Linked DNA regions of Homo sapiens: region 2 is linked to region 1. The links are chromatin contacts, found by POLR2A ChIA-PET in ENCODE. All regions are on one chromosome and are shown on one strand. The core of a region is the stretch at or near the end of the contact, and the rest is flanking DNA. Distances in the headings are between cores, read along the strand shown. Region 1 overlaps ATP9A (ATPase phospholipid transporting 9A (putative)). Region 2 has its middle 160 kb from the start of ZFP64.

Evidence for each region. ChIA-PET counts read pairs that join two places held with the same protein, here RNA polymerase II (POLR2A).
Region 2: POLR2A ChIA-PET joins it to region 1 with 12 read pairs in IMR-90. The contact joins two enhancer-like sites. POLR2A ChIA-PET finds 5 or more read pairs at or near these places in 5 of 52 experiments (BJ, HEK293, IMR-90 and 2 more).

The regions. Positions count from the first base shown.
Region 1 is chr20:51,684,626-51,689,564 of GRCh38, forward strand. It overlaps ATP9A (ATPase phospholipid transporting 9A (putative)), which reads right to left. Exons shown (of 28, transcript NM_006045.3): 9 at 4,439-4,514. Among named protein-coding and RNA genes, the nearest start is that of ATP9A, 81 kb to the right of the region's middle. Within about 2 kb of position 2,591, at least 4 of the 41 ENCODE cell types and tissues checked have a DNase peak (open chromatin) inside an H3K27ac peak, as active enhancers do.
Region 2 is chr20:52,029,501-52,034,439 of GRCh38, forward strand. No RefSeq gene overlaps it. Among named protein-coding and RNA genes, the nearest start is that of ZFP64, 160 kb to the right of the region's middle. Within about 2 kb of position 1,896, at least 6 of the 41 ENCODE cell types and tissues checked have a DNase peak (open chromatin) inside an H3K27ac peak, as active enhancers do.

The DNA.
Region 1 (4,939 bases), core at 1,341-3,840:
GCGGAGCTTGCAGTGAGCCGAGATCGCACCGCTGCACTCCAGCCTGGGTGAAACAGTGAGACTCTGTCTCAAAAAAAAAAAAAAAAAAGGAAAGAAAATACAGGCCTGGGCGCGGTGGCTCACGCCTGTAATCCCAGCACTTTGGTAGGCTGAGACAGGTGGGTCACGAGGTCAGGAGATCGAGACCATCCTGGCTAACAAGGTGAAACCCCGTCTCTACTAAAAACACAAAAAAATTAGCCTGGCGTAGTGGCAGGCGCCTGTAGTCCCGGCTACTAGGGAGGCTGAGGCAGGAGAATGGCATGAACCCAGGAGGCGGAGCTTGCAGTGAGCCAAGATTGTGCCACTGACCTCTAGCCCGGACCACTGAGCGAGACTCCATCTCCAAAAATAAAAAAAAAAAAAAAAAAAAAAATACAAATAAATAGTAAACATAAAGGAAGATGTCTGCACAAATAATTTTTCTAAAGGCAAATCAATATGCTAAAATTTGTTCAATGTCTATCACATGGGCAAAAATTAGAAAGCCAAACACACTGCTGGCTAGATACACATGTAAGTTAAGTTTATCAGGAGCATGAAGAAGAAGAGGCAAGTTTCCTGGGTGAATCGAAACATAAAATGTATATGGCCTTCCAACAGCCATCCTGTTTTTATGAAAACATAGGCACACGCCTGTAATCCCAGCACTTTAAGAGACTGAGGCGGGTGGATCATGAGGTCAGGAGTTTGAGACCAGCCTGGACAACATGATGAAACCCCAACTCTACTAAAAATCCAAAAAAAGTTAGCTGGGCGTGTTGGCGGGCCCCTATAATCCCAGCTACTCGGGAGGCTGAGGCAGGAGAATCACTTCAACCTGGGAAGGTGGAGGTTGCAGTGAGCCAAGATCACAACACTGCACTCCAGCCTGGGAAACAAGAACAAGACTCAGTCTCAGAAAAAAAAGAAAAGAAAAAAGAAAAGAAAAGAAAAACAGACACGAAAAAATGCTCATCATCACTGGCCATCACAGAAATGCAAATCAAAACCACAATGAGATACCATCTCACACCAGTTAGAATGGTGATCATTAAAAACTCAGGAAACAGCAGGTGACGGAGAGGATGTGCAGAAACAGGAACACTTTTACACTGTTGGTGGGACTGTAAACTAGTTAAACCATTGTGGAAGACAGTGTGTTGATTCCTCAAGGATCTAGAACTAGAAATACCATTTGACCCAGCCATCCCATTACTGGGTATATACCCAAAGGATTATAAATCATGCTGCTATAAAGACACATGCACACGTATGTTTATTGCGGCACTATTCACAATAGCAAAGACTTGGAACCAACCCAAATGTCCATCAATGATAGACTGGATTAAGAAAACGAATAGAATACTATGCATAGAATTCTATGCAGCCATAAAAAAGGATGAGTTCATGCCCTTTGTAGGGACATGGATGAAGCTGGAAACCATCATTCTCAGCAAACTATCGCAAGGACGGAAAACCAAACATGGCATGTTCTCACTCATAGGTGGGAAATGAACAGTAAGAACACTTGGACACAGGGTGGGGAACATCACACACCGGGGCCTGTCGTGGCGTGGGGGAGTGGGGAGGGATAGCATTAGGAGATATACCTAATGTACATGACGAGTTAATGGGTGCAGCACACCAACATGGCACATGTATACAAATGTAACAAACCTGCACGTTGTGCACATGTACCCTAGAACTTAAAGTATAATTAAAAAAAAAAAGAAAATGTAGGCAATAAAAAATTTTAAATTTCTATATGGTAAAAGAAAATAAAGCCCATCACAAACAAAAACAAAAAACAAACAAAAAACTGCAAAAATATGTATAACCCACAAAAAGTGAAAGTTTGATATTCTTTCCTCTATAAAGCATTCTAACAAAGTAATGAGAAAAAGAAGAACCACAAAGGAAAGTAGATAGACCAGAATATTAAGAATTAGCTGACAGGTAGAAAGACATTCAACTATATTTGCAATTAAATCAAAATTAAAACAGTAGGCTGGGTGCGGTGGCTCATGCCTGTAACCCCAGCACTTTGGGAGGCCGAGGCAGGTGGATCACCTGAGGTCAGGAGTTCGAGACCAGCCTGGCCAACATGGTGAAATCCCATCTTTACTAAAAATACAAAAATTAGCCAGGGGTGGTTGCACATGCCTGTAATCCCAGCTACTGGAGAGGCTGAGGCAGGAGAATCACGTGAACCTGGGAGGCGGAGGTTGCAGCGAGCCAAGATGGTACCACTGCACTCCAGCCTGGGCCACAGAGGGACTCTTTTTTTTTTTTTTTAAGCCAACTAGTAACTTACAAAGAAACAAAAGAGACAGATGCAAATATGACCACCTGCCAGGTAATCTAGGAAATTCAAACTGAATGAGATAATTATTTTTCAGTCAAATTATCAAAGAATAAAAAGAGTAATTAATTATTATTTGTTAATAAATGACTTGAAAGCAAGAAAAAATTGGTTCAGGTGACATGGGTGGAAAGTGGCAAGGAGGGGCAGGATGTGAACGTCTGCATGCTGCGTCCCCTGGGTGGCTGTGCCCAGGCGTGGCCCAGGCATGACCGTGCAGAATTTCTCGCTCTTTAGTCATCAGGGGGACTGAGAGACGTACCAAAGTATGATGAAAATAAAGGCAGGCAGTGGAAATAAAATGTAGCAGAAAAAACCTCAAGGGAGAGTGCACCTCTGCCTATTTGTATTAAGTAGTGCATGTGTGGATGGTGACACACGGTACTCCAGGGATAGTTTGTGCTGCTTCATTCCCTCTCCTTGCCACACAGGATCCTAATCGAGTGTCTACTACTGTACTAGAGAGCAACAAAGAAGGAAAAGGCAAGGTGGTTTACACCTATGATCCCAGCGTTTTGGCTGAAGCAGAAGGATCACTTGAGTCTGAGAGTTTGAGACCAGCCTGGGCAAGAGTGAGACCCCCATCTCTAAAAAAGTATTTAAAAATTAGCTGGGCCTGGTGGCATGCACTTGTAGTCCCAGCTGTTTGGGAGGCTGAGGCAGGAGGACTGCTTGAGCCCAGGAGTTCGAGGCTGCAGTGAGCCATGATTGCACCCCTGCACTCCAGCCTGGGCAACAGAATGAGACCCTGTCTCAAAAAAAAAAAAAATGAATGAATGAATGAATGAATGAATGAAAGAGAGAAGCAACCAGCAGAGTAAAACGGCTTGATGGTGGGGAGTGGAGAATACTATGTTTGAAGAGAGGAAAAAATTGATTCATCTAATAGTAAAGACAGAAAGTCACCAGCAGTAGAATTATAATACTAACTATACTATTAAGTTAATGATATCACGAAATGTAAGAAAAGTGATGGCTACACAGTAAGTTCTGTTTCTGGAGCAAAATGCCTAGGTTCAAGTTCCAACTCTGCCTTTCACCTGCTGTGTGACCTCAGAGCAAGTTACTTAACCTCACTCAGCCTCCGTTCCGTCATCTGCAGAATGAGCATAATATGAATAATAGTATCTACCCTCATGGTGCCGTTAGGAGGGTTAAGTGCAGTGTGTAACACACATAAGCACCCAGCACAGGGCCTGACACATGGGCTGCATGCCGCTGATGTTAACCACTGCTATCGGGGGTCATATTCAGCCCATGCAGTCCTGATCAGTGTCATCCCAGCACTGAAAGACACCAATGGGCCAGGTGCAGTGGCTCACATCTGTAATCCCAGCACTTAGGGAGGCTGAGGTGGGTGGATCACTTGAGGTCAGAAGTTTGAGACCAGCCTGGCCAACATGGTGAAACCCCATCTCTACTAAAAATACAAAAATTAGCCAGCGTGGTGGTGCGGGCCTATAATCCCAGCTACTTGGGAGACTGAGACACAAGAATCGCTTGAACCCGGGGGGCGGAGGTTACAGTGAGCCAAGATTGTGCCACTGTACTCCAGCCTAGGTGACAGTGTAAGACCTTGTCTCAAAAAAAGAGAAAAGAAAAAAAAAGAGAAAAAGAAAAAGAAAGGCACCAATATCCACTTCCTCTTGGTGTTTAAACACAGAAGCTCCAGCTCAAGCCCATGCCCTTTCCTAGGGCCCCAGTGCTGGCAGTCCCAGCGCGACATACCCTACAAACACAGCCTCCAGCCAGAACATCCAGGCTGCCTCCCCCTCTGGTACAGATTAGAATGTCAATCTGAACAGGCAATTAGAGCTACTGCCAGCATGGACGCTGCAGAAAGGTCCACAGGCCACGCGGGCTTCTCCTCCAGGCATCTCTAAGTGTCCGAGCTGCAATTAGATGTCAGTTTAATTCCCTGGAGGTGTCGGAACAAGTGGAAAATGCCATTTGACCGAGCACTCATTTTTCCAACTGACAGATGATTATTCTAATTACAAAAGGATTTTCTTTCCTTTTCAAATTGCTACCACATTCCTCAAAACGGCGCCTCACCTGATGCGACCACAGTGCCAGCCCACAGCGTGTTCTCTATGCTCAGGCTCTCGCTGATCGGGGGGTCGCTGTCTTCCTGGAAAAGACCAAACGGACACACGTTCACCCCCCAAAGCTTCCCCAGAATCCACAGGCTGCTTCTAGCATGGTCCGCTGGAGATAGAAAGACAGGCTCCCCCCGATGAACCTGGAAGCCCAGTTTGGAAGCCGACGGCTCCACCATGAGGGGAGGGCCAAGCTCTTCCACTACTGCCCTTGGGGTTTTCATCTCCCACAGAAATATGTGAAAAAGTTGGCCTGTGATTTAAGAAGCGCAGGCCTCTTAGCACTGAAAAATGTTTTATGAGGTTAAGAATCAAAACGTAAAAGCAAACCAATCAGGCTGTTTGCAGGCCAGCTTTGTTTGTGGCTTATAGAAAGAGAATGTGGACAATGTAATATGGGTTCTAGAAACCTGTTGACCCATATTCCTAAAATAATTTTTTTTTTTTTGAGATGGAG
Region 2 (4,939 bases), core at 646-3,145, 340 kb after region 1:
GGCCAACATGGTGAAACCCTATCTACTGAAAATACAAAAATTAGCTGGGCATGGTGGTGCATGCCTGTAATCCCAGCTACGTGGGAGGCTGAGGCAGGAGAATCGCTTGAACCTGGGAGGCAGAGGTTGCAGTGAGCCGAGACCATGCCATTGCATGCCAGCCTGGGTGACAAGACTGAAACTCTGTCTCAAAAAAAAGAAGAAAAAATAAAAAATAAAAATAAAAATAAAATATATTAAAATTGTTTCTACCCATTTCTTCTTTCTTCCTCCTCCGTCTCCCCCTCCTCCCCCTCCTCCTCCTTTTCCTCCTCCTCCTTCTTCTTTTCTTCTTCATATTATTATAAGACTGGGTCTCATTATGTTGCCCAGGGTAGATTCAAACTCCTAGGCTCAAGCCATCCTCCTACCTCATCCTCCTGAGAAACTCTGAGACTACAGGCTCACACCACTGCATACGGCTCACCCATTTCTTTTTACCCTTTTAAAATATAGCTACTAGAAAATATAATAGTACATATGGATCTAAATATAATAAAATAGGCCAGGCACAGTGGCTCATGCCTATAGTCCTAGCTACTCAGGAGGCTGAGGCAAGAGGACTGCTTGGGCCCAGGAGTTCGAGGTGGAAATGAGATATGAATGTGCCACTGCACTCCAGCCTGGGTGACAGAACAAGACACTGTCTCAGAAATATATATCTAGTATTATTAAATAAGTAACAAAATAAAAATATATATAATAAATTATAATAGAAATAAACTAAAAATATAAAATATATTAAATTATTTCCATACATTTCCTTTTACTTTTTAAAATCTGGCTACTAGAAAATTTTAGCATTACAGACATGGCTCACATTACTTCTTTTTTTTTTTTTTTTTTGAGACAGAGTCTCACTCTGCCACCCAGGCTGGTACAGTACATTTGGGGCAAGCGTAGCTCACTGCAACCTCTATCTCCTGGGCTCAGCCTCCTGAGTAGCTGGGACTACAGGTGTGCACCACCACACCTGGCTAATTTTTGTATTTTTTTGTAGAGACAGGGTCTCACTATGTTGCCCATGCTGGTCTCAAATCCCTGGATTCAAGCAATCCACCTGCCTCTGCCTCCCAAAATGTTGGGATTACAGGCATGAGCCACCGCGCCCGGCTGCACGTTACATGTCTAATGGGAGCGCTAGCCACATCTTCCTGAGTTGTTCTCCTTCTTCTCATTCAGATCTTTACTTTGTCATCACCTCCCCAGTGGGGTCTTTCCTAACCATGCAGAATCTATGCACTTAGCCCCTGTCCCACTGTCCTGTCCCATTGCTTATTACCACCTGCCATTTTGGGGTTCTTTGTTGTTCGTCTCTCCACTAGAACATAAGCACTTTCTCAATGAAGTGTCTGCTCTCTTGTTCACGCAGCCTGCTAAGTGTTAGAACAGTGTCAGCCTCCTGGTTTTCACTCATAAATATTCGTTGCATCAACTCATCCTGATCATTTCTTATGAAAATTTTCAAGAATTATACAAAACAAACTATAAGTGTACACATACAGCCAATTCAAGGTCTCAGGACTATTTAACTTGAAATTCAACATTGAGAGACAGCATCCTTTTCTACTTTGGATTCCACAGAATTTGATCTAATTATGTTTAATTTGCCACCCAGCCTCCCTGAAAAGTGGATGCACAGGATGGGATGGAAGAAAAGAAAGATACAGTTTGGATTTATGTAGGAAGCATGTTTGCCTGCAGCTTGATAAAAGATCATGGCCTGAACCAAAAAAAAAAAAAAAAAAAAAAATCAATCAATCATTCCTTTCTTGATGGCCATTTTAAATATTTAGCTGAAATTGTCCTCATCTGGGTGTCAGCTGTTTTCTCTGCAAACACCCATCACCCTTGTGGTCACACACAATGCTGGGATGGCGGGGGGAGCCCCAGCTGCAGGACACCTCTTGTGTTTTCAATTTAAAGCCTCTGGGTTGATAGTTCACATTAACATGGAAAGAAATATACAACTTACGAGTTGGGAAAGCAGTTTTTACTCATAAAACCCTTTGATAGTTTAGCCATCTGGTCAGAGTGAAGGCCCCCATAAAAGAGACCCAAATAAGGTTAAAGGGCACAGTCTCTGAGGGTCAAGGAAGCCTACCAGAGTTTGCTCTAGTGGACTCTGCTAAAAGGATGCCTGACAAATTATTGTGCATTCCATAGCTTTTTGCGTAAGTATTTGATTACAGTGGACAGGAATGTTGTTGATATTTTCAACCTTGAGTTGGGGAGGAGGGGAGGCCGGACCTCTGCTTTTCAGACGCTCATAGTCCCTGCCCGTGTGGGGAGACGTGCTCTAAGCATTTTATCAAATGGTGTTTGTTCTGCTCTGGGCTCTATCTGTTCATTCGAAGTCTCTTGGCTTTGGCAATGGTGTGAAGAGATAGTTTCCTCTGTCTTGCGGAGAAAAAAAAACACACAAAAAACCACGTTGCATTTCTCTGACTCGCCAGGAAAGCCCCTCTGCTGTTTTTCTTGCTGTTTAGCAATAAAATCGGAAAGGAGACCACAATACTTGGAGCTCTGTGCTATTTCCGGTGTGAATGTCAACAGAACTCAGCATATTTATGGCTTTATTTCTCAGAGGGGATCACAGACAGAAGGGAATCTGAAGTGACTAAGCGCCACGTTCTTTGGCGGCCTGGACAAAAGCAGAGGAAATCACTTGATTTTATGGAGTCTTTGATAACACAAGTACAGTAAGTAAATGGCAGGTCTTTGAGCAGCTCTAGTACACATCTTAGATTTCTACAAAGTTCCAAGAAGGCAGCTCTTTCACTTGAAATTCAGAAGAATGAAGACATGATCTGAACACACTTCTTGGCGTGGCTTCGGAAGATGTTGTTTGTTATGCCTTAAGGAGAGGGACTGTTTCATTCTGGTAAAAGACACCATACCTGTGAAGGCTTTGTAGCTCTTTTTGCATAAGACTTTGTTGTAGGCCAGGCATGGTGGCTCACACCTGTAATCCCAGCACTTTGGGACGCTGAGGCAGGCGGATCACTTGAGGTCAGGAGTTTGAGACCAGCCTGGCCAACATGGTGAAACCTTGTCTCTACTAAAAATACAAAAACAAGCCCGGTGTGGTGGTGCACGCCTGTAATTCCAGCTACTCGGGAGGTTGAGGCAGCAGAATTGCTTGAACCCGGGAGGTGGAGGTTGCAGTGAGCTGAGATTGTACCACTCCACTCCAGCCTGGGTGACAGAGAGAGACTCTGTCTCAAAAAAAAAAAAAGAGAGAGAGAGAATATGATATTGGTTGCAGTGGCAGCTGTCCTGGGACAATGAAGTAAGACATCAGTGAAGTGCTGAGGAAGGTCATGTGGAGGATAGGACGTGCCCCTGTCCTGGATGACACTGTTGAATCTTTTGGAGATGCAAGATTTTTGTTTTCTGAGACAATTAAACGTCTTTGTCCAAGCCATATTGTGTTACCTTTGTGCACAAATGCATCCTACATGACATATCACATTACAGAAAATATCAGAGGCTAGTAGGTTTTAGAAGTTATAGGATTGGGAAAGTAGTTTTTTACTTTTACCAAATTAAACAAATTAATGCTTGAGAAAATGCTTTGCAAAATGCAAACCTATAGAATCTATGCATACACTATCCATTCCATCAGTCAACAAAAAGTTATTGAGCCCCAAATCAGTTAGGATTAGGTCTGGCTAGGAAAGATAGAAAACTTAAAGTAACAGTGGTTTAAACACAGAGAGAAGTTTATTTTTCTTGCATATCTATAGGCAGTACAGAGCCAATATGGTGATTTCATGATTATCAGGAACTGGGGCTCGTTCTATCTGTTCTACTATTCTCAACTTGTAGTTTTCACTGTGGTTCAATATGGAAGCATGAGCTCCGGAGAGCACGTCAACATTTACCTAGCAGTAAAGAGGAGGGGCAGCAGATAGACCCCACTCCTTCCCTAAGGCTGTTATTGGGAAGTCGCCTGTGACACATGCATTTACATCTCATTTTTCAGAACAGTCACATGACCATACCTAGTTGTAAGGGAAGCTGGGAAATGTAGTCTTTATTCTGGACAGCAAAGAATCCTGTTAACAGTAAGGGTTTCTGTTTATAGGGAAGAAAAGAATGGCTAACTAAGGTAAAGGGCAGCCTCTCCCATAGGTTCCCACCATGTGCCATTTATGAAACACTGACGGCAGAGCATATTAATACGTCAGCTTTGCTATGGTTTGGCTGTGTCCCCACCCAAATTTCATCTTGAATTCCCACGCGTTGTGGGAGGGACCCGGTGGGAGGTACTTGAATCATGGGGGCAGGTCTTTCCCATGCTGTTCTTGTGACAGTGAGTCTCATGAGACCTGATGGTATAATGAGGGGAGTTTTCCTGACCAATCTCTTTGCCTGCCACCATCCACGTAAGATATGACTTGCTCCTGCTTGCCGTCTGCCATGATTGTGAGGCCTCCCCAGCCATGTGGAAGTCTAAGTCATTAAACCTCTTTCTTTAGTAAATTGCCCAGTCTCGGGTATGTCTTTATTAGCAGCGTGAAAACGGACTAACACAAGCTTATACTAGGAAAATAAAGTATGCTTCTCATTATTTATATATTTATTCATTCAACAACTATTGCTTGAGGGCTGTTCGTACGATCTATGAGATATGAGACATTTGGTGATAGAAAAACAAAGCAGAAGAAATCATTATATAATAAGAGAAACAGCTTGATTGGGGAGAGAAGCTTATGACCAATCATCACGAATATTTTTCCCTAAGAGAATAATTGAGGATATGCAGAAAGTTTTTTTTTTTTTTTTTTGAGACAGAGTCTTGCTCTGTTGCCCGGGCTGGAGTGCAGTGGCACAATCTCTGCTCACTGCAACCTCCACCTCCTGGGTTCAAGCAATTCTCTGCCTCAGCCTCCCG